Linked DNA regions of Homo sapiens: region 2 is linked to region 1. A link is an interaction called in ENCODE POLR2A ChIA-PET data of the cell type or tissue named here. Cell type or tissue: Caco-2. All regions are shown on one strand. Links, peaks and the distances in the headings refer to the core of each region. The heading gives the core; the rest is flanking DNA.

Region 1 (12,149 bases), core at 5,004-7,503:
GTTGAAAAAGACCTGAGATTTGCTTACAGAATTAATGCTGGAAGTGTTGTGGCTTGTGAACTGTTGTGAAGCAGTAGAAAGAGGATTATTCAAAATCTGATGAGTAGTTGTGACCTCAGATGTAAATGGGTGTGGCTTATATCACATGGATGAACTGAGGTAGCTGATAGATGTTTGAGGTGTGAGTCTGCAGATTTTGTGCATTCCTTGCTGGGTCATTTCAGCTGGATGCAATTTTCTGCATTCACCTAGTTTTTCTAAGGAATGAAATTGTACAGAATCAAATGTGAAATTATCCTCTAATATATTAATTGCATTGGTACAGCTTCTCACTTTCAAAACAAACATTGTAGTAGAGCTCACTATACCATTGTGAAATGCCACCATCTTGGCCTGTTGGGAGTTTGGGCTTGGCATTTGTGATGGTCTATCATTTCTACAGTGAAACCTCTGAAGATTTTGACACCTCTGACTGATCAGACTGTAAATCTTGGAAAAGAAATCTGCCTGAAGTGTGAAATCTCTGAAAACATACCAGGAAAATGGACTAAAAATGGCCTACCTGTTCAGGAGAGTGACCGTCTAAAGGTGGTTCACAAGGGAAGGTAAGCGAGCCAGGTGACCCGCAAGTGAGGTTTGGTCCCATTTCTACTTTCTCCATTTTCTAAATTACATATTTGGTGAGGATATTTGAAGGGTAGCCATAGGGAGATCATCTATTCCTGATTCTTCGCTTCCAACTAGCAAGAAGGTGTGATTTCTCTGTTGTATAGCATGTCCTACTCATAATCCTGTATCTGTACCTCACACTATGGTACTTTGTCTATTCAAAATCCATTGACTCTTTTTCCATTTAAACATGAAGTTAGAGGCCAGGCACCATGGCTCATGCCTGTAATCCCAACACTTTGGGACGCCAAGGCAGACGGATCAATTGAGCTCAGGAGTTCAAGAGCTCCTGGGCTACATGGCAAAACCTCATCTCTACAAAAAACACAAAAATTAGCCAGGCGTGGTGGCATGCACCTGTAATCCCAACTACTTGGGAGGTGGGAGGATGGCTTGAACCCAGTAGGGGGAGGTTGAAGTGAGCTGAGATCACACCACTGCATTTCAGCCTGGGAAACAGAATGAGAGACCTTGTCTCTAAAATAAATAATAAACATGAAGTTAGAGGAAAAATACTGAATTCTAATTGAGGACCTGATCAAATGGATTAACCGTCTCTAACCAATAAGTGTCACAATGCCTTCCCACAAATCTTTATTTGCGTAGGGGACATAATATCCTAGAATCTGGCAAAGATCTAAGGCAAGAGTTTAACTTTGAATTCATGGGCTTTTAGGGTATCATAAATGAACTTTAGGAAGCCCCATAACTCCTGTGAAATTGTGAGAAAATTCTATGTGTACAAAAATACATACTGTTTACACAGAAAGGATTCATAGTGTCCATCAGATATTCACTAGTTTGTGACCCCAATAAAGTTAAGAGCTATTGTTCTTAGGGTTTGGGATGTAAAGCCAAAATCAAGATTATTCTTGGCATCTCTTGAATCTTAAAGTATAGCATTATTGATATGTTCTATTTTAGCCTTTTTAAAGCTATGAGATGAAAAAAAAGAATAATAGACTCTGCATATACAATAAGCAGATTCTATTTGTGGAGATAATTCCATATAGTCCAAAATAAAGATTTAATTTGAATCAATAAGTAGGATAATTAAGGCTTCTCATCCTCTCTCTCTCTCTCTCTCTTTCTCTCTCTCTCTCCCTCTCTTTCCTGCACTAAAGAAGTTAATCAGATAAAGGTCAAGTGTCTTTTCAGCTTGGGTCATATATAAACTAGATCTTTGGAGTCTTAGAAATACATTTTCCTTGTTTCCTTAGGATCCACAAGTTAGTGATAGCCAATGCCCTCACTGAAGATGAAGGTGATTATGTATTTGCACCTGATGCCTACAATGTTACTCTGCCTGCCAAAGTTCATGTTATTGGTGAGTAGATAAAATAATTCATTGCATAGTTGTGTTCTTTTTTGTTTGCTTTTGCTTACCATGGAATTATAATATATTCAAAACTAAGTGACATTTAAGGAAAAATACATCAATTGGTATTAATCACCAATCAGAAAGATTGGTGACTTATACCAACACCTTACAATAAAATGGTTTTGCAAGGTGCCAGGCACCAACTATCTTGACTCCTCTTATATTCTTTTTGATTAGATAAAATATTGGTTACTACCATCATACTAGCCAAACATTAGTGCAGATATTTACACAGAAATGACTGTCTGATAACAAAGACTATGCTTAATATTCTAGATCCTCCTAAGATCATCCTGGATGGTCTTGATGCTGACAACACAGTGACAGTGATTGCAGGAAACAAGCTTCGTCTTGAGATCCCCATCAGCGGAGAACCACCTCCTAAAGCCATGTGGAGCCGGGGAGATAAGGTTTGTTTTATGCTTGCACACACTCACATGCACACACACATATGCAGACACACTGCCTACCCCACCCCTTGCCCTCCATTATTCAGATGAAGGTAGAAAACAAATAAATGTACAGCAGTACAGTAAAGATGTAATTCCTTTGAAAAAGAAAGATGACTGATTTTCAGGCAAATCTGATCATCATTAATTTACTTCTCATATTTCTGACTATTATGTAGCAAAGCATGTTTTGATGCACAGTGAAAAAGCCTCATTTTTATTCTAATGAAATTGGGGGGATGAAAAAGAAAATGAATTATTAAATAAATAAATGAACAAAGTCACTTTGGATAGTAATAAGTACAAGAAGATAATAAAAGAGAATGATACAATAGCAAGTAACTGCATAGTCAATGGCAGCCTCTGTGAAGAACAAGGAACCCATTATGTGAAGATCAAACGGAAGACATTTCCATACGGAGGCAATTACAAGTGCAAAGGCCAAGGGGAGAGAATAAGCCTGATGTGTTGGAGGAACAGAAGGAAAGCCAGCATGGCTGGGGCAAAGTGAATGATTGGGAGAAATGCAAGTGAGGGTGAAATGGTAGAGTAGTGCCAGCTCAAGTGTGACTCCGTGGCTTTCTACAAAAATAAAAGCAAAAAAAGAAAAATTACATTTAAAAAGAAGACATGAGGCTGGGCATGGTGGCTCATGCCTGTAATCCCAGCACTTTGGGAGCTGGGGCAGGCAGAACACCTGAAGCCAGGAGTTCCAGACCAGCCTGAGCCTGCATGGAGAAACCCCATCTCTACTAAAAATACAAAAAAATTAGCCAAATATGGTGGCAGCATGCCTCTAATTCCAGCTACTCAGGAGGCTGAGGCACAAGAATTGCTGGAACCCGGGAGGCAGAGGTTGCAGTGAGCCGAGATCACGCCACTGCACTCCAGCTGGGTGACAGAGTGAGACTCTATCTCAAAACAAATTTTTTTAATGTTAAAAATAAAATTAAATAATAAAAAGCAGAATGAGACTTCTACTTTCAACCAGAATTGAATAACAGGAACCAGATTTACCTACTCACTTGAAATAACCCCCAAAATAGACAAAATATGTGAACAATGGGTTTCAAGACATTGGACATCAGATCGTGAAAGACAATGACTATGAAATATGATAAACAAATGAAATAAGCCCTATAATTGCCTCAAGCTTATTGCCATAAAAGAGTATCCAGGCAGTGGCACAAGGAAGAAAAACCTGGACAGAACCCAGTGGACTCCCTAAGTTTAGGACTCCCATTGTACAAGGAGACCAAGGCAGCTAGAGTTCATAGGATACATACTATACATACTGGAGGAGAGAGCTGCACAGAGAGTCCCCCTGGAGCTCTGCAGAGGAACACGCTCAAGTATTCAGCAAAGATCAGTGCACATTTATGAGGAAACTACCCAAGATTCAAGAAAGGAACATATGAAAGGATTAAAGAGAAGTGGACTGGCACTCACACAAGGCCAATAGTAGTGCCTGTTCCCCCTAGCTAGACATGAAAACCTCATCATTCACAGTGCATTGAGTAGAGTACTCAGGAAAGCCTTGCCTTGGTTGCAGGAATAATTAACCCTAGACTGAGCACTGTCATGGACCCACCTAATAAGTCATAAAAACAAGTCTAAAAGATTCAATCAATTTCCAAATAATTTAATTGCATTTCAAAACAAAGCTCAAGATTTATATAGGAATACAAAAATATCAAGCACCCAACATGACAAAATTAGCAATATCCTGCCATCCAGTCAAACATTATGGTAGAGAAATAAGCAGGAAAACACAGCTCAAAATGAGGAGAAAAGTCAGTTACAGCCAATTCAGATCTCACATGTAAATTAGAATAGCAGTCGAGCATATGAAAATAGTTATTTTAAGTGTATTCCATATGTTCAAAAAGTTAGGTGGAGAAATGTTAAGCTCTCCATTTAAATTAAATTTAAGAGAAATTTAATAAAATAAAATAAAAATTAAGAGAAAGTTAAGTGAAAAAAGTGAACTGAAATGGAAAATATAAAAAGATCCAAATCTAATCACCTACAGATGAAAGCAATAAAATGTCTCAGATAAAAAATATGTAGATGGAATTAATAGCTAATTAGACATTGAAGGCAAATTTGAAGACATAGCAATAGAAATGATCCAAAATGAAACACAAGAGAAAAAGTCCAAAAAAATTTAAAGAATCAGTTAGACTTCAAATTTTCATTCGGGCATGTAATCAGCTTAGAAGTTGCCACTCTATCCTAACAAGTAAAAAGCTGGACAAACGGAAAAACTAGCAACTCCTCTTACATATGTCAGAGAAGTGAGGATACAGGGCAAACTGCCAAAATGTGAGAGTGGAGTGACACATTGAAAGTGTTCAGGGTGAAAACCCACCAACCTAGAATTCTGTACCCTCTGAAATTATCTTTCAAAAGTGAAGGAGAAATAAAGACTTTCTCAGACAAACAAAACTTTAGGGAATTTGTTGCCAATGGATCTGTCTTGCAAAAAAATATTAAAAGTTGTTCTTCAGAAAAAGGAAAATAATATAGGTCAGAAACTCAGATCTACATAAAGAAAGAAAGAGTATAAAATAAAGAATAAGTGAAGGTAAAATAAACTTTTTCATTTTTTCCTATTCTCAGTTGATCTAACAAATAATACTTTGTTCAAAATGATAAAAGCAACAATGTATTCAATTAGGTATGCTTATATAGTTATATTTATGTATTTTATATATAAGTGAAATGAATGACAGCAATAATACAAAAAATGGGAGAAAGGAATTAGGGACATTTCATTATTTTAAAGTACATGCACTACTTGTGAACCACTGTAGTGTTGTTTGAAAGTGGAGTTGGGTTAATTGTAAATATATATTGTAAACTAGGGAAACCACTTTAAAAAGTTTAAAAAAGAGGAAGTAAAATTAATATGCTAATAAAGGAGAGAAAATGAAATCACATAGAATGCTTAATTAAAACCACAAAAGGCAGAAAAAAATGTAGAAGACAATAATAGGAACAAAGAAGAAGGGCAACCAATAGAAAATAATAACAAATATGACAGATATTGATCGAGCTATACCAATATTTACTTTAAATGTCAATGGTCCAAATATACAAATTAGAAGCCCAAAATTGTCAGAGTAGAGCAAAAACATGACCCAAAGATATGTTGACTATAAGAAACCCAGTTTAAATATAAAGTTGCATCCATTAAAGTATAGGGAGAGAGAGAGACATGCTGTGCTAAGACTAAACAAAAGAAAGTATGAGTAACCATATTAGCTTCAGACAATGCAGACTACAAAGCGAAGAAATTTATCTGGAATAGAAATGAGCGTTACATAATGATGAATGGGTCAATACTCCAAGAAAGCCTAATAATCCTTAACATGTATACACCTAACAACAGAGCCTCAAAATATATGAGACAAAAACTGATAGAACGGCAATGAAAAATAGATGCATTCACTATTATAGTTGGAGATTTTGACATCCCTCTATCAGAAATGGGCAGATTCAGCAGACAGAAAATCAGTAAGGACACAGCTGAACTCAACAGCACTATCAATCAATTGTATATAAATAACATCTATAGATTACTTCATCCAATAGCAGCAGATTACACATTCTTTTCAAGCACACATAGCATATTCACCAAAATAGAACACATTCTAGGCCATAAAAACACCTTAACAAATTTTTAAAAATAGAAGTCATATAATATCTGCTCTCAGGGACAATGGAATTAAACTAAAAATAAATAAATTACAGAAGTGAAACTAAAAATCAATACATAACAGAAAAATAGCTGAAAATCCCTCAAATTCCTGAAGATTAAACAACACACTTCAAAGATGAAATCTTAAAAGAAAATTTAAAATATATTGAATTAAATGAAAATACAACATATCAAAATGTTTAAGTTGCAGCAAAAGCAGTGCTTAAAGGGAAATTAATGGCAATGATTGCATATATTTAAAAATAAGAAAGACCTAAAACCAGTAATCAAAGTTTACGTGTTAGAAAACAAGAGAAAGAAGAGTAAATTAAATTCAAAGTAAGCAGATAAAAGACATGATACAAATTAGTGCAGAAATAAATGAAATTGAAAACTGGAAATTAATAGAGAAATTAACAAAAGCTGGTTCTTTGTAAATATCAATAAAACGTATAACCCTCTAGCCGGGCTAAGTAGGATAAGAAGAGTCAAGGCTAATTAACAGAAATGAAAGAGGGACATTACTACAAATCCCATGGACATTAAAAGGATAGTTAAGGAATATTATGAACAACTCTATGCCCATAAATTTCACAACCTAGTTGAAATGGACCAACTCCTTGAAAGATACAATCTTCTAAAACTCACACAAGAAGAAATAGGCAATCAGAAAAGGATTATCTCTATTAAACAAATTGAATCAATAATTAATAACCTTACAAAACAGAAAGCAACAGGCCCCAATGGGTTTGTTGGTAAATTCTACCAAACATTTAAGAAAGAAATTGTGCCTTAATCTCTTTCAGAATGCTTCCTAATTCAATCTATGAGGTCAGTTTTATCCTAATATCAAAACCAGAAAATTTCAGACCAATATCTCTCATAAATGTAGATGCAAAAATTCTAATGAAACATTAGCCACGAGGTCAGGAGATCGAGACCATCCTGGCTAATACGGTGAAACCCCGTCTCTACTAAAAATACAAAAAAAATTAGCCGGGCGTGGTGGCTGCGCCTGTAGTCCCAGCTAGTCGGGAGGCTGAGGCAGGAGAATGGCGTGAACCCGGGAGGCGGAGCTTGCAGTGAGCCGAGATCGCGCCAACACACTCCAGCCTGGGCGACAGAGCGAGACTCCGTCTCAAAAAAAAAAAAAAAAAAAGAGCAAATCAAACCCAACAATGTATGAAAAGAATTATACACCAAGACCAAGTGAAACTCACTCTAGGTATGCAATGCTGGCTCAAAATTTGAAAATCAATTAATGTAATCCACTACATCAACAGGCTAAAGGAGAAAAGTAACATGATTATATCAACCGATGCAGAAAGAATCTTTGACAAAATGCATGAAGAAAACTCTCAGCAAAATAGAAATAGAGGGAAATGTATTCAATCTGATAAAAAAAAAAAAATCTACCGTAAAAAGAAAAACCCAACAGCTAAAGTTATACTTAACAGTGAGAAACTTGACGCTTTCCTACCAAGATCAGAAATAATGCAAGAGTATCCTCCTGTCACCACTGCTTTTTAACATTTTACTGGAAGGCTTAGCTAATGCAATAAAAGAAAAAAAGGGTATACAAATTGGGAAAGAAGAAATAAAATGGTCTTTGTTCACAGATGACATGGTTGTGTAGAAAATCTAAAAGAATTGATACAAAGGAGATGGATTAGCTTTGGGAGGGAGAAAAATAAAAAATAAATAAAAACAAAAGAGAACATCTATTAAAATCTTACATTAGAATTTGGCTGATATGAGGAAATTTTGTTCTATTACAAAATGGAAGAATTAGAGAATTATTTCAGGTATTCTTACTGTGATCACAATCTCAGGTTATTGAAGACTTATGAGTCCTGATACAGACACAAAAGAGTAGAGAGTTTACCTAGTATTTAGTGGCAAATAACCAGTTTCTAAATTACTTTGACCTTCTCTGTTTTTCCTCTTTGTATATTGGCTATTGATTGTCTTATAGAAGATACAACCTGGGAATCAGAAAAATGTAATCCTGCTTTAAATTTCAGGTTTAAGAAAGAAGAAAAAAAGTGAAAAAAAAGAAGAAGAAAATAAAAGAAAGAAAATATAATAGGAGGCTCAACCTCGCTCTGTCTTTACTTTGGGAATTAGATGTGCATTCTTTTATGTTTTTACTAGAAAAAGAAAATGGAAAATTGGCCTTGCAGCCTTCTTCAATCCTTTTCGGTATTTTAAAATTTTCCAAACATCTAAGAAAATGAACAAATCATTATTTAGTTTCTGATAGGAGTTTGAGGGTTTCTAATTTCATACACAGGGATTCCTCTCCTAGAATGACATGTCTGCACTTGTATTTTTAGTCCTCCAATTTTCTCTTGGGAAAGTTGGTGGCTAGTGGGCTTTGGGATCAAATCCCATTTCTGCTACTTCCTACCTGTGTGACCTTGAGCAAGATGAGTCTCAGTTTCTTTATGTGTAAGATGGTATAATAATACCTTGTCATTAGAGTTGGGGGAGAATTAAACTGAGAAAACATATAATAGGCATGAACACTATATAGTTACACTATATAGTCCACCAAATACACTATATAATCTATACACTATACACTCTATAGTCTGCTGAATTGCTCAATTTATAGGAGACTCTGAAGTAGCCCTGTTTATTGTGTAAATCATGCCACATTTTGTTTCTCCACTTCTTAGGCTATTATGGAAGGCAGTGGCCGGATAAGAACAGAATCTTACCCTGATAGCAGCACTCTGGTCATTGATATAGCTGAAAGAGATGACTCTGGTGTTTACCACATCAATCTGAAAAACGAAGCTGGAGAGGCACATGCAAGCATCAAGGTTAAAGTTGTGGGTAAGTCCTCCAGGTAAACGCACTTCTAGAATCAAGCTGACATGTCAAGATTCAGAGTAGACTTTCCTTCTTTGTCCTTTCCTTCCATTTCCTTCCTTTGTCTTTCCCTTATCTTCTTTTTTTTTCTTGCCTAGAGGACTTATCATTGGAGAAAGAAGAGCTAAGGTCAGCCATTTGGGGTTGCTGGTCATTAGCTCTCCAAAGTCATATTCCCTTTTGGTGCCCTTTAAACATCACTGAAACACAATTGCTAAATAACTTCCCACATCACAATCATTACAGAGGGATTAGATCTGCCTTGTCCTTAGACAACTATCGAAGTGCATTTTTCCTAAGCCCAAAGCTGAATAAAATGAGTCTAGCAGATTACTACTGTTCCAAGGTCTGATGCTCTCCTCTTCTTACTTTAGTTTCTCCTTAAATGACATATTTCAAATTGACCAAAAACTGAGGTCATTTTTATCAGACACTGAACTATACTTACAAGATATTGTGACTCGCCATTTTTGACTTGGATTTCTACCAGCCAACATCTTGAGTCTTGTAAAACTCTTTGATTCAGTTCTGCGGAAGTTCACTTTGTAGTTAAAAACAACAACCACAACAACCATATTCAACATTTAGACAATAATTTCTTGGTTAACATTTTCAAGGTAAGGAATGAGAGTCTTGGGTTTCATATGGGGCTTATTCTGTAATGTTGGGACACGGGTTTAAGGGATTTGGAGACATCATTATTTTTATTTCGGGCAAGGGGTGGGCTCATCTTCCCTTATCCCATATTGAGCACAAATTTTTGCCCAAATTAATTACTAACTTGTATGAGTCTGTTTTCACGTTGCTGATAAAGGCCTACTAGAGACTGGGTAATTTATAAAGAAAAAGAGGTTTAATGGACTCACAGTTCCTTGTAGCTGGGGAGGCCTCACAATCATGGTGGAAGGTGAAAGCCATGTCTTCCATGGCAGCAGACAAGAGAGAGAGAATGAGAACCAAGCCAGAGGGGTTTCCCCTTACAAAACCATCAGATCCCTTGAGACTTACTCACTACCACGAGAACAGTATGTGGGAAACTGCCCCTGTGATTCAATTCTCTCCCACCAGGTCCCTCCCACAACATGTGGGAATTATGGGAGCTACAGTTCAAGATGAGATTTGGATGGGGACACAGCCAAACCATATCATAAGCATAATTCAGTAAACATGGGAAAGTACTCAGAAATAACAGTTTCAATGATTATCACCAAGAAACATATTTTCCTATTAACTTTTTTTTTCTACTCCCTCTTCCTTATTTTACTTTATCCTATTTTTTGTCTGCCACAGACTTCCCTGATCCTCCAGTGGCACCGACTGTGACAGAGGTGGGAGATGACTGGTGTATCATGAACTGGGAGCCTCCTGCCTACGACGGAGGCTCTCCAATCCTAGGTAACTGCATGTTGGTTAGTCTGTGTAACTGCCAGTACAGTTGTGTCCTCTTTACGCATCTTAGTACAGAGCACATTTTAAAGTATTGCATTTAGAAGAAAACCTATTTTACTGTGACTTTATGCATTCAAAATGAAATATATATGTTGAGATGCTCTGTAATTACTCGAGATTTAAATAGCTCTGATGAATATCATCTGATTGCTGGTTTCTTTTTTTGTTTGACATTTATACACACTAATTTTGAAGCAACTATAAGCCCAACTTCCACCATCCTAGCCAGTGAACGTCTGATTCTACATGATTTTGTCTATGAAGAAATTTATTTTAGAATTAAATAATTAGGCTGAGCATTGTGGCTCATACCTGTAATCCCAGCACTTTGGGAGGCCTAGGTGGGTGGATCACTTGAAGCTAGGAATTCGAGACCAGTCTGGCCAACATGGTAAAACCCCACCTCTATTAAAAATACAAAAATTAGCCGGGCATGGTGGTGCGCACCTGTGGTCCCAGCTACTCGCTACTCAGGAGGCTGAGGTGGGAGGATCACTTGGGCCCTGGGGCGTGGAGGTTGCAGTGAGCCAAGATCACACCACTGCACTCCAGCCTGGGCAACAGAGTGAGACTCTGTCTCAAAAAAAAAAAAAAAAAAAGAAAGAAAAAATATTTAAATGCTTAGAAGCATTTGCTTCCCCTATGCCATGAGAATTTTTTCTCTTTGCTAATAATGAGACTCACAAAACTGGTCATTTCCCTCTTCTTATCTTCCTTGCTGGGACTCAGAGTCAACTACATTGCCTCTGATTATATTGTTCACCTACAGTGACTAAGTTGCTATGGCTGACTTAACTGTGATCCATTTTTCTTCTCTTTGTAGTATAATTTTAATTTCTTAGTCCCATTATTTTCATCTATATTTTATATTAATATTTCTATTCTCTTGGAATAAGATAGGTTAAAAATATTTACATACATATATGACTATTTCACATAGATTGATGACAAAATGCAAAATTTTAAGGACTTCTATTATCTGACAATGTTTAATTTCAGAGACCAAGGAAAAACCTTAGTTTTCATTTTGCATACCTGCAGGATATTTTATTGAGAGGAAGAAGAAACAAAGCTCCAGGTGGATGAGGCTGAATTTTGATCTCTGCAAAGAAACAACTTTTGAGCCCAAGAAGATGATTGAAGGTGTGGCCTATGAGGTCCGCATCTTTGCAGTCAATGCCATTGGCATCTCCAAGCCCAGTATGCCCTCCAGGCCTTTTGTTCCTTTGGGTAAGTCAAGAGAGATGAGTCTTTGTCATCAGAATCATTGCCCCAGAGTATGACTGCTTTCTCTCTGATCCCTAACTGGAACAGGCCTGGACACTTCTTAGAGTTGTAGGTGGGCAGGAGCTTGAAACAGTTAGGTACAATTTTATGTCTAAGAAATTAAAAAGTAGGTTTGGTCAAGTTGAATAACTTCATAACATAGGCCCTGGAATTCGTTACCATAATTCCAGTGCCAACTGTGGGTGGCTCTGATTGCCATTCCCCACTGAAAACATATTGCTGAGTCCATGGACATGTGAGTACTTTCCATTTGCCCTTCTGAAGGTATTAACCTGTTAATATAACCCAGCTTAGTGTAAACAACTATCACTGAAACAAATTGAGATCGGTTCAA
Region 2 (12,149 bases), core at 5,581-8,080, 250 kb after region 1:
AAGACCAGTCTGGCCAACATGGTGAAGCCTCATTTCTACTAAAAATACAAAATTAGCCAGGTGTGGCGTCACATGCCTGTAATCCCAGCTACTCAGGAAGCTGAGGCAGGAGAATTGTTTGAACCTGGAAGGTGGAGGTTGCAGTGAGCCGAGATTGTGCCACTGCACTTGACAGAGCGAGACTCTATCTCAAAAAAAAAAAAAAAAAGCATTTGAAAGTGAGTTCTGATACTTGGGAGAAATGGGGTGCACATTTGCATGATTATGAGAGTGTGTGATTCAGAGGAGGCCTTGGGCTTTGCATTGCTCCATGTTGTCATTGATGTGGTTTGATGTGTTGGGAGAGCTACTTCAGCTACTGTGATGATTTTGTTAAGAGTGTGAAAATATTTGTATGTGTTTACCAATTCTACCATTTAAACCTCTGGTATTCAAAGAGGAGGCTCCCGGTGACATTTCTTTATATTTTTATGACAGTATGCATTTTGTTTTTCATAACAACAAACATTTATTGAAATTTTCCTGTGACACATGTTTAAGAAAATATTCCATATTTTAACCATACAATTATAATAAAAGCCTTGTAAGATAGGCACTATTATTTTCCCCATTTATCAATGGTAAAATGGAGGCCTAGAGAGGTTAATACTTGCCTAAGATCAGTTGAATAATGCATGGCAGAGGCGAGCTTTGAATTGAAGTCATCTTCCTAGAGCCTGTGAGAGCTATCCTCAATGCTAACATGAAGATATATCTGTGACAAAAAAACCAAGTACACGATGCATAGTTCTACCATCAGGATGCACACACACACAAAATTTAAAAAGGAAGACCTAGAGTGGTATAATTTGTCTAGTACAGTGTGGTTATGGTTTAATGGGGGCTAGTATAGATATATCACTTTATCCTCTGACTAACCACATCATGAGAGATACAGATGTCAGTTTTTAAACCATTTAAGGGCTGACTTTAAGAAGAAAACTTAGATGGTTAAATAATTTCAACTTTTGGTTCCCCTTAAGTCTTCAATGATGTGATTAAATCCACAAAAACCAGAAATAGAATCTTAACTTCCCAAGGAGCAAAGTGTTTGACTTGTCATTGTTCCGATAACTGTATCTTTACAACTTCCTTGTTTGGTATCCTGTAATTCATTTTCGTCATATCAGGAGCAAACCAACTTGAGCTAACTCAAGATGATTTTGAGATGTGTGGGCAAGAGAGAGTGTGACTGCCTCTTTTTTTTTTTTCTTTTTTTGTAGAGACAGAGTCTTGCTCTGTCGCCCAGGCTAGAGTGTAGTGGCGCGATCTCGGTTCACTGCAACCTCCGCCCCGGGTTCAAGTGATTCTCATGCCTCAGCCTCCCGAGTAGCTGGGATTACAAGCACCCACCACCATGTCCAGCTAATTTTTGTATTTTTAGTAGAGATAGGGTTTCCCCATGTTGGCCAGGCTGGTCTTGAACTCAAGTGATCTGCCTGCCTTGGCCTCCCAAAGTGCTGGGATTACAGGCATGAGCCACCGTGCCCAGCCATGGTGATTTTTCTTGAGTTGCAATAAATCACATTTTTGAGAATTTCACAGATAATCTTTTTCCCAAATGGGTGGGTGAGATGGCTACTTTTTGGTGTGTCCTCACTAACTTCTGTCAATACTTTATTTTCCCTCAGAAAGTTTTCTTTTTGAAATTCTGTCATTTGTGGCAACATGGATGAACCTGGAGGACCTTATGCTAAGTGAAATAAGCCAGTCACAGAGGGACAAATACCGAATGCTGTCACTTATATGTGGAATCTAAGAAAATCAAACTTACAGGAGAGAGTAGAATGGTGTTACAGGAGTGAAGAGGAAGATGAGGAGCGGGGAGGTATTGGTCAAAGGGTACCAAGTTTCAGTTAGACTGAATTAATAATTCTGGAGATCTATTACTGCACAGTATGGTGACTATAGTTAATAATAGTGTATTGTATATTTCAAAATTGCTAAAACAGTAGATTTTAAATGTTCTCATCACAAAAAAAATGAATAAGTATGTGAGGTGATTGATATGTTAATTACCTTGATTTAATCATTCCACAGTGTAAACATACATCAAAACATCTACAGCCAGGTGTGGTGGCTCATACCTGTAATCCCAGCACTTAGGGAAGCCAAGGCAGGAGGAATGCTTTAGCCCAGGAGTTTGAGACTAGTCTGGGCAACATAGGGCAACACAGGGAGACCGTGCCTCTGGAAACACACACACACATACACACACACACACACACACACACACACACACACACCCCTATAAGCCTCATAAATATGAACAATTATTATTATTTTTTGAGACAGAGTCTCTCTCTGTTGCCCAGGCTGCAGTGCAGTGGCGCGATCTTGGCTCACTGCAACCTCCGCCTCTCAGGTTCAAGCAATTATCCCTGCTTCAGCCTCCCGAGCAGATGGTATTACAGGCACCTGGCACCATGCCCAGCTGATTTTTGTATTTTTTTTTAGTAGAGATGGCGTTTCGCCATGTTGGCCAGGCATGTCTTGAACTCCTGACCTCAGGTGATCCTCCCACCTCGGCCTCCTGAAGTGCTGAGAGGTGTGAGCCATCGTGCCCAGCCTATAAACAATTATTATTTGTCAATTAAAAATAAAAACTTTTAAAGTTTCCTTTTTAGAAAAGAAACTTTCCAAGGTTTAACTCTGTCAGTATTCACATATTCTTTTTTTTTTTTTGAAGCTGAGTGATAGAGCTTTAGGGGTTTTTTTTTTTTTTTTTTTTTTTTTTTTTTTTGAGACAGAGTCTTGCTCTGTCACCCAGGCTGGAGTGCAGTGGCGCAATCTCGGCTCACTACAAGCTCTGCCTCCCGAGTTCACGCCATTCTCCTGCCTCAGCCTCCCAAGTAGCTGGGACTACAGGCGCCCGCCACCACGCCCGGCTAATTTTTTGTATTTTTAGTAGAGATGGGGTTTCACCACATTAGCCAGGATGGTCTTGATCTCCTGACCTCGTGATCCACCTGCCTCGGCCTCCCAAAGTGCTGGGATTACAGGCGTGAGCCACCGCGCCTGGCTGATAGAGCTTTATTAAACTATTCTCTCTCTCTCTCCCTCTCTGTTGTTATTACCTTTTAAATTACCAAGAGAGTTTCTAAAAAGCAATCCAGAAAGAGTGCCGGGTTTTAACTTTATCGAAAATTCATGTCTGATCTAAACATCATTTCCCTGCTTTTTTGATTGATTGGTTGAGAAAGGGTCTCGCTCCTTCACCTAAGCTGGAATGCAATAGCACAATCATAGCTCACTGTAACCTTGAACGCTTAGACTAAGCCTTGAACTCCTCCTGTCTCAGTCTCTTGAGTAGCTGAGACTATGGGTGCATCACCATGCCCAGCTAATTCTTATTTTCACTTTTGTAGAGATGGGGTCTTGCTATGTTTCTGAGGCTGTTCTTCAACTCCTGGCCTCATGTGATCCTCCCATCTCCACCTCCCAAAATGTTGGGATTACAAACACAAGCCACCATACCCTGTCGTATTTTATTTTTCATATATAACTTCCCTGAATCTATATGCCTATGTTAGGAATCTTATTTATTTATTTATTTGTATTTGTATTTTTACCTTTATTTTTTGAGACAGGGTCTTGATCTGTTGCTCAGGCTGGAGTGCAGTGGTGTGATCATGGCTCACTGCAATCTCTGCCTTGTGAGCTCAAGCAGTCCTCCCACCTCAGCCTCCTGAGTAGCTAAAACTACAGGTTCATGCCATCATGCCCAGCAAATTTTTGTAGTTTTTGCAGAGACAGTGTTTCACCACATTGCCCAGGTTGGTCTTGAACTCCTGAGCTCAAGTGATACACCTGCCTTGGCCTCCCAAAGTGATGAGTTTACAGACATAAGCCACTGTGCCCAGTCTTTTATTTATTTTTATTTTATTTTTTGAGACAAGGTCTCACTCTGTTGCCCAGACTAGAGTGCAGTGGTGCTATCATAGCTCACTGCAGCCTTGGTCTCCCAAGCTCAAGTGATTCTCCCACCTCAGCCTCCGAAGTAGCTGGGACTACAGGCACACACCATCATGCCCATCTGATTTTATTTATTTATTTATTTATTTATTTATGTATTTATTTATTTTTTGAGATGGAGTCTCGCTCTGTCTCCCAGACTGTATGTAGTTCAGTGGCACAATCTCGGCTTACTGCAGTCTCCACCTCCTGGGGTCCAGTAATTCTCCTGCCTCAGTCTCCCTGGTAGCTGGGATTACAGGCACGCGCCACCACGCCTGGCTAGTTTTTGTATTTTTAGTAGATACGCGGTTTCACCACGTTGGCGAGGCTGGTCTCAAAGTCCTGACCTTGTAATCCACCTGCCTCAGCCTCCCAAAGTGCTGGGATTACAGGCGTGAGCCACAGTACCTGGCCCATGCAAGGTATCTTAGGTATACAGAAACTATATGATGTATTGCAGAGTCAGTGCAGTCATATTTGAATATAACACCAATCATGTAATCAATTTCTCCCCTTATTTCTAGGTTTGATACTAGGAAATACATTTCCTTAGAAATAAGTTAAAAGGTCTTTTTTTTTTTCTGCACCTCCCTTTCTTATGTGGTGAATGAAAATTTAATATCAATTCATTTGTGCTCCAGCTTGAGGTTGAACTGTCTGGATGGCAAATATTGTGGTGCTGGGGAAGCCCAGGTCAGAGGGAAGCTGGGGGAAGAGTGTGTTCACCGTGAGCTGAGGCCAAGGGGTGGCCTGTGGCCAAAACCAGGCTCTCCTGGACAACACTTTAACTTGCCCTTTGCAAAGCTTGCATGTTCAAGCTTAAGTCAAGACCCAGTGGTTCCATCTAAATGTTCCTCGACTGGAAGGTTGTGCCCAGTGCACATTTGAAAGGAGCTGAGGCTGGGTGTGGTGGCTCATGCCTATAATCTGAGCACTTTGGAAGGCTGAGGTGGGTGGATCACCTGAGGTCATAAGTTCGAGACCAGCCTGGCCAACATGGAGAAACCCCCGTCTCTACTGAAAACAGAAAAATTAGCTCAGCGTGGTGGTGCATGCCTGTAATCCCAACTACTCGGGAGGCTGGGGCATGAGAATCGCTTGAACCCGGCAGGTGGAGGTTGCAATGAGCTGAGATCTCATCACTGCACTCCAGCCTGGGTGACAGAGCAAGACTCTGCCTCAAAAAAAAAAAAAAAAAAAGAAAAGAAAAGAAAAGAAGGGAGCCAAAGGTGAGGTGCATTTTGAGTGTGTAGTATGTACAGGGTCTGCACCAACTTTCTGCCTAGACTGGCACAGGGGCTGCCTTCTGGTTGAAATGGCTGGTTACAGGATGGCAGGGACAGGGAACTTGTTTAGAAGCTGCCTTTCAAAAAAAATTAGCCAGAACTGGGTGTGGTGGCATGTGCCTGTAGTCCCAGCTACTTGCTGGGCTGGGAGGATCTCTTGAGCCTGGGAATTCAAGGCTGCAGTGAGCTATGATCATGCCACTGCACTCCCACCTAAGCGACGGAGTGAGACCCTGTCTCAAAAAAAAAAAAAAAAAAAGAAGAAAAAAGAAGCTGCATTTGCATAACAAAAGCAGTGGTTTTACTTAGATGGTGTGTTCATTTGAGGTGCCTTGGGAGGGATGAGTAGAGATTATCAGGGAGCAGGGAGCCTAAAAACCCCAAACCACCCTTGGCACCATCATGGAACGAGTCACGTACTTTGGTTTTTTTTTTCAATCATATCATACCGAAGTTTATTGATGACATCAAACAAAAATTTCTGTAACAAAAAAGGCAGGGTTGGGTGCGGTGGCTCACGCCTGTAATCCCAGCACTTTGGGAGGCCGAGGTGGACGGATCACGAGATCAGGAGTTCGAGACCAGCCTGGCCAACATGGCGAAACCCCGTCTCTACTAAAAATACAAAAATTAGCCGGGCGTGGTGGCACGTGCCTGTAATCCCAACTACTTGGGAAGCTGAGACAGGAGAATTGCTTGAACCTGGGTGGCGGAGGTTGCAGTGAGCCGAGTTCATGTCACTGCACTCCAGCCTGGGCAGCAAGAGTGAAACTCTGTCTCAAAAACAACAACAACAAAAAAAGAAAATTGTATATGATATGTATCCTATAATCTTCACTGCAAACATGCAAGACTGAGATGATTATGCCCATTTTTAGATACAGAAATCGAGGCTTTGCAGTAAGGTCACAGAGCCTCATGGTGGAGTCAGGACTTTTAATCCAGGTGTACCAGACTCTGAAGCCCACCATACTCAACCCTCCCACCTGTAAGGCAGACCTCCTTTCCTTGTCCCATGAGCCCAGGTTCGCTGTGGAACAACCAACTTTTTGGCATTAATTTCAGCACCTGGAGGGCTTTTCTTTTGGTAGTCAAACAGCCACATTTTCCAAGAAGTGGTGCATCTGTGATGACCAATGGCTCAAAGCAGCCCAGAGTGAGAGTGCTTGCGGTTCGATGTTGACAAACCCACCCAGAGTAACACACATTTATGACTTTTTCTCCAGGAGTTAGCTGTGCCAGTGGTTCATGACGGGGGCGCTCTTTTGGCCTTTGTCTGTGGTGTCGTGTACACGCTCCTACAGTCCATCATCTCTTACAAATCATGTCCCCAGTGGAACAGTCTCTCGACATGCCACATACGGATGGTCATCTCTGCCGTTTCTTGCGCAGCTGTCATCCCCAGTATCCTTTTTCACATTTGTGCCTTGTTAAAGGAATAAAACATTCAGTGACACTTGTTAAAGAAGGGTAATGAAGACTTTATAGGGACCGCTGCAATGAGTTCTGACAGCAGGGCGGAGAGATTGGGCTCAACTCTGAATACAGCATTGGCAAGTGCGAATCTATAGCCAAGGAGTAGGATGAGGTCAGTGAATGGAAAAGTACTAAAAGGAAACCTCAAGGATGAGGGGGAATTCTGGCCAAACCAACCTAACAGGATTCTTATTGAGTACTGGCCATGTGATCAGACATCACCTGGGAAGGGTGGAGGAGGAGGAGGAACCCAATCAGATATTGAGTGTGATCAGATATGAGGGTGGGGGGTCCTTGCTAAACTGACTTAGCCAGGGTTCTTTGCTAAAACTGGATCTTACAAGGAAGTGCACAGATGGACCTAGGAGAAGTTTCAGGGGCTTGACTAAAGTTCAGCCAAGCAAAGGATCTTTGTCACCGTGTCTTAGCAAAGCTTGACACTTCCCTTCCCCACAACCAAAAAAAAAAAAAAAAAAAAAGCAAAGGATAACAACCAAGTTTCCACATTTTTTCAGAAAAACAATTCGGATAAAAGTGTAGATCAAGCTGGGCGTAGTGGCTCACGCCTGTAATCCCAGCACTTTGGGAGGCTCAGGTGGGTGGATCACCTGAGGTTGAGAGTTCAAGACCAGCCTGACCAACATGGAGAAACCCTGTCTTTACTAAAAATACAAAATTAGTCAGGCATAGTGGCACATGCCTGTAATCCCAGCTACTTGGGAGGCTGAGGCAGGAGAATCGCTTGAACCCGGGAGATGGAGGTTGCAGTGAGCCGAGATCACACCATTGCACTCCAGCCTGGGCAACAAGAGTGAAACTCCGTCTCAAAAAAAAAAGTGTAGATCATTAAGAAAATGTCTCAACATTGTCTAATTAGATCAAAAGTCTCTTTGCGGGGAAGAATGGTATGAAAGAAGGGTGGAAAATGTAGGAACACTTTAGTCTCTGTTTACTTTCCTTCTCACAGGGCCAGTTTCATGAGCCATATGAAAATATTTATTTTTCTTTGTAGTGCTTGGCTAAAGACACCAAATATTGATATTGTACTCAAAGTAATAGCCCCACGAAGTCCCTCAAGGCTAAACTCTCCCCCTCCCTGCACGTCGTAGGTGGCAAGACAGTTTGATTTACTCATTCATGTGAAGAAATTTCTAAAAAGCTCTAGATCACTTATTACTGAGTAAATTAAAATATGTTTAGCCTTTTCTTTTTATAGTCACTGATTTCATTTTCAAAATGAAATCCATTTTATTTTCTAACTCAGCAATCTGAAAGGAAATGAAAATATAAATTTAGCGTGCTTGTAGATTCTGATTTAGAGGAAACGAAAGCTTTTTCTTTCCCTTTTTCTTTTCTTTAATGAAGTATTTAACAAAGAAAAAAAGCCGTGGTCTTAAAGAGTTGCAGAGTTCCCCATCTTTCAAAATACCATCTGTAGTCATATCAGAGAAAGCTTCAGGGTCATTAAACATTGATGACTAATGTCAGATTGTAGGAAAATCGGAACTATGTTATCGGCGGCAATTTTGTTAGTCTGGGTTGAGTTACGGTATAAAGTGGGCAAGATGGAGTGAAAACACATCACTTGCTTCTAAATATTAAGCTTTGTGTTTCTTTTCTAAAATAGAAACTACAAAATGTGAAGTCTAAGTATGATTTTGGGTTTTCTTCCATCTTGGGGAAGGACATTTTTAATTACAAAATTTCCAGGCACAGAGTAGCCAAATCCTAGTACCGAGAAATTTACCAACAAAATATATACCCTTGTTCCTAAGATAGTTGCTTCTCAAATCCCTTGTCTTACTTATAGGTTAAAGGAACACTTTCTCTTTGAATATATCTCCTTCAACATTTTATCTTGTGTTAGTTGTAAAATTCATAATAGTGGTTGTAGTGTTACAAGCAAAGTTTCTTGATGCAGGAAACCTTCCCTTGCTTCCAACTTCGGAAACAGATCCCTAGATATCAAAGTCAGAGAGTTTTCACAAAATAAGCATTTCAGGCCTCAGAGTTTCACTTACTAATAATTCTCATTTCTAGAAAGTTTTTTTTTTTTTTTTGAGACAGAGTCTCACTCTGTCACCCAGGCTGGAGTGCAATGGTGCGATCTCCGCTCACTGCAACCTCCGCCTCCCGGGTTCAAGCAATTCTCCTGCCTCAGCCTCCCTAGTAGCTGGTATTACAGGTGCCCACCACCACGCCCGGCTACTTTTCATATTTTTAGTAGAGACGGGGGTTTCACCATGTTGGCCAGGCTGGTGTCAAACTCCTGAACTCAGGTGATCCACCCGCCTCAGCCTCCCAAAGTGCTGGGATTACAGGTGTGAGCCACTGTGCCTGGCCTCTAGGAAGTTCTTATTATAAGTCATGCCAACAGGAAGCAGCCCCATACAGAAAGGGGTTATAACCCTATGTCAGATTAACTTGAATGAATTCATCCACACGAAAAGATCTTCTGTCTTAAACATTAGTGTGGTATTTATATTTCCTTACAAAGAATTGACAGCATCTTTAAATAGGCTAGGTGCGGTGACTCACACCTGTAATCCCAGCACGTTGGGAGGCCGAGGCAGGTGGATCACTTGAGGTCAGGAGTTCGGGACCAACCTGGCCAACATGGTGAAATCTCATCTCTACTAAAGTTACAAAAATTAGCCAAGCGTGGTGGCGTATGCCTTTAGTCCCAGCTACTTGGGAGGCTGAAGGAGGAGAATCGCTTGAACCAGGAGTGGGAGGTTACAGTGAGCCAAGATTGTGCCACTGCACTCCAGCCCAGATGACAGAGTGAGACTCCGTCTCAAAAAAAAGAGTTGAAAGCATCTTTAAAATGCCCTGGTTTCTTCTTACTGCAGTATTTCTGTATAATAGCCTCATTTGACTACCGAAGAAACCGAGGCACCTAGTGAGGCAGACGTTAGAATCCTGCTTCTAAACCTTTCCTGATGAATTATCTGTCTTGCACCGGGCTTCTAAAGCTTCTGAAAGCCTTCGCAGAACTCACCAACAGCATAAAGTCCAGGTTCCTCTGCATCAGACCCATGATCTGAGACCTCCTAGTTCTTCATCCTTGTTTTTAGGGCTTCTCCCTCAGGCTTGGTTGTTTGTTGTCCTCTGTTTTTAACTGATCTCTACTTGGCTGGATTATCCTCCTCCACTTTGTCTTGCTAGAGCTGTTGGTTCAACATGGTACCCACATGTGGCTTTTGCATACTTGAAATGTGGCTAGTCCAGATTGAGATGTGTCCTAAATGTAAAACATATACCTGATTTCAAGGATTTGATAAGAAACAGAAGTAAAATATCTCAATAATTTTTTATATTATTACACATTGAAATGATATCATCAGCAATATTATTTGATATATTGAGTTAAATAAGATGTATGTTGTTTATCAATACATAAGATATGTTTTGCATATTATGTATATCTTATATTGACAATATTTTTATGTGTTGGGTTAGATAAGATATATTATTAAAATTAAGTTAGGGGTCAGGCACGCCTGTAATCCCAGCATTTTGGGAGGCCGAGGTGGGCAGATCATTTGAGGTCAGGAGTTCGAGACCAGCCTGGCTAACGTGGTGAAACCCCATCTCTACTAAAAATAGAAAAACTAGCCAGGTGTGGTGGTGGGCACCTGTAATCCCAGCTGCTGAGGAGGCTGAGGCAGGAGAATCGCTTGAACCCAGGAGGTGGAGGTTGCAGGTGAGCTGAGATCACACCACTGCACTCCAGCCTGAGTGAAAGAGCGAGACTCCATCTCAAATACATAAATAAATAAATAAATTTGGATATTAGAAAATTAAAAATTACACATATTTCTGTGGGATGGTGCTGCTCTAGAGAGCTCCTTAAACTTCACAACTTACATTAAGTTTCACTGAATGAAGCTTTCTCCCATTCCATTCTGAATTAATAATTTTCCCTTACAGTCATTGCTGTACCCAGTTCTTTTCTGTCTACTATGGTACATTCTCTGGGTCTGGTCCAACAAAGTTGTGATATTTCTGAGAGCTGAGACCAAGTTTTCCCTTCTCCCACCCCCAGACCAGAATGGTACCTGGTGCACTGAAGATGGAGCTAAGAATAAATAAACGAAATAATTAAGAGGCTTTTAAACTATTAGAAACAGATGTGAGGTGATGAAATGATCAGAGAATCTTCTGTGCTCTCTACTTCTTTTATTTTGAGAATCAGAAGCATTAAACTCTGCACAATTTGCGGGGGGTTGGAGTTAAGAGAGATGACGCTGACTCTGAATTCAGAGGAGGCTCTAAACTTTCCTTGGCTCAACATTTTTTTTTTTTTTTTTTTTGAGACAGAGTCTCACCCTGTTGCCCAGGTTGGAGTGCAGTGGTGCAAATTCAGCTCACTGCCACCTCCCAGGTTCAAGCGATTCTCCTGCTTCAGCCTCCCAGGTAGCTGGGATTACAGGTGCACGCCACCATGCCCAGCTAATTTTTGTGTTTTTAGTAGAGACTGGGTTTCACCATGTTGGTCAGACTAGTCTCGAACTCCTGACCTCAGGTGATTCGCCTGCCTCAGCCTCCCAAAGTGCTGGGATTACAGGTGTGAGCCACTGCGCCCGGCCTAACATTTTGAATTTCTAATATTTTGCAGACTTTTTAGAGCATCCCATTTCTCTCTAGCTTTCTTTTTTGCATTCTAAGTTCAATCAAAATGGTTATCACTGCCTTCATGCAGAAAGTATTGCTGGTGGAAGATAGGAGCCTCAGCCCCTGGCATTATTAGGCTGGACTGTAGGCATGTGTCAGTCATCCCTGAAGTCTGATATGGGGCGAATCTCTTTGATTTGCCAGATCTTTGGTCCAGGAAGGAAGGGCTCACCTTATACCCAATTACCCAACAGAAGTCTGTTTTTTAAAGATAATAGTTTGAGTTTCTGTAGCTTGTTTTTGTATATGAGCCTTGGCACTTTGGAATTTAAAATTTTCCTTAAAGCTGTTACCTTGGAAATAGTATTTTAGGCCGGGCACGGTGGCTCATGCCTGTAATCCCAGCACTTTGGGAGGCCGAGGTGGGCAGATCACCTGAGGTCAGGAGTTCAAGACCAGCCTGACCAACATGGAGAAACACCGTCTCTACTAAAAATACAAAAAATTAGCCAGGCATGGTGGTGGGTGCTTGTAATCCCAACTATTCAGGAGGCTGAGGCAGGAGAATGCTTGAACCCAGGAGGTGGAGGTTGCAGTGAGCTGAGATCGCGCCATTGCACTCCAGCCTGGGTGACAGAGCGAGAGTACGTCTCAAAAAAAAAAAAAAAAAAAAAAAGGAAAGGAAAATAGTATTTTAGGGAAAAAGTATTTTTATTCAGTGGGAAGTATTCAAAAAGAACCATCCTGGACTGCTGCGTCAGTCATTTTGACCGA

Evidence for each region. ChIA-PET counts read pairs that join two places held together with the same protein. Peaks named below come from ENCODE experiments on the same cell type or tissue, not always from the same donor. Only the 100,000 strongest peaks of a DNase experiment are listed, where the experiment ranks them.
Region 2: POLR2A ChIA-PET joins it to region 1 with 10 read pairs; 2 of 35 experiments call an interaction of 5 or more read pairs at or near these places.

The regions. Positions count from the first base shown.
Region 1 is chr12:101,650,789-101,662,937 of GRCh38, forward strand. It overlaps MYBPC1 (myosin binding protein C1), which reads left to right. Exons shown (of 32, transcript NM_002465.4): 16 at 443-605; 17 at 1,890-1,996; 18 at 2,327-2,460; 19 at 8,884-9,043; 20 at 10,370-10,474; 21 at 11,570-11,758. It overlaps LOC105369937 (a long non-coding RNA gene), which reads right to left and starts at 83. Exons shown (of 2, transcript NR_188371.1): 1 at 28-83. It overlaps LOC124902996 (a long non-coding RNA gene), which reads right to left. Exons shown (of 3, transcript XR_007063422.1): 2 at 9,528-9,607; 3 at 8,926-9,181. In Caco-2, for the core only: no CTCF peak of the experiment used is centred there; no DNase peak of the experiment used is centred there.
Region 2 is chr12:101,901,678-101,913,826 of GRCh38, forward strand. DRAM1 (DNA damage regulated autophagy modulator 1) reads left to right here. Exons shown (of 7, transcript NM_018370.3): 4 at 6,509-6,686. Among named protein-coding and RNA genes, the nearest start is that of DRAM1, 30 kb to the left of the region's middle. In Caco-2, for the core only: no CTCF peak of the experiment used is centred there; DNase peaks (open chromatin) are centred at 6,974 and 7,844.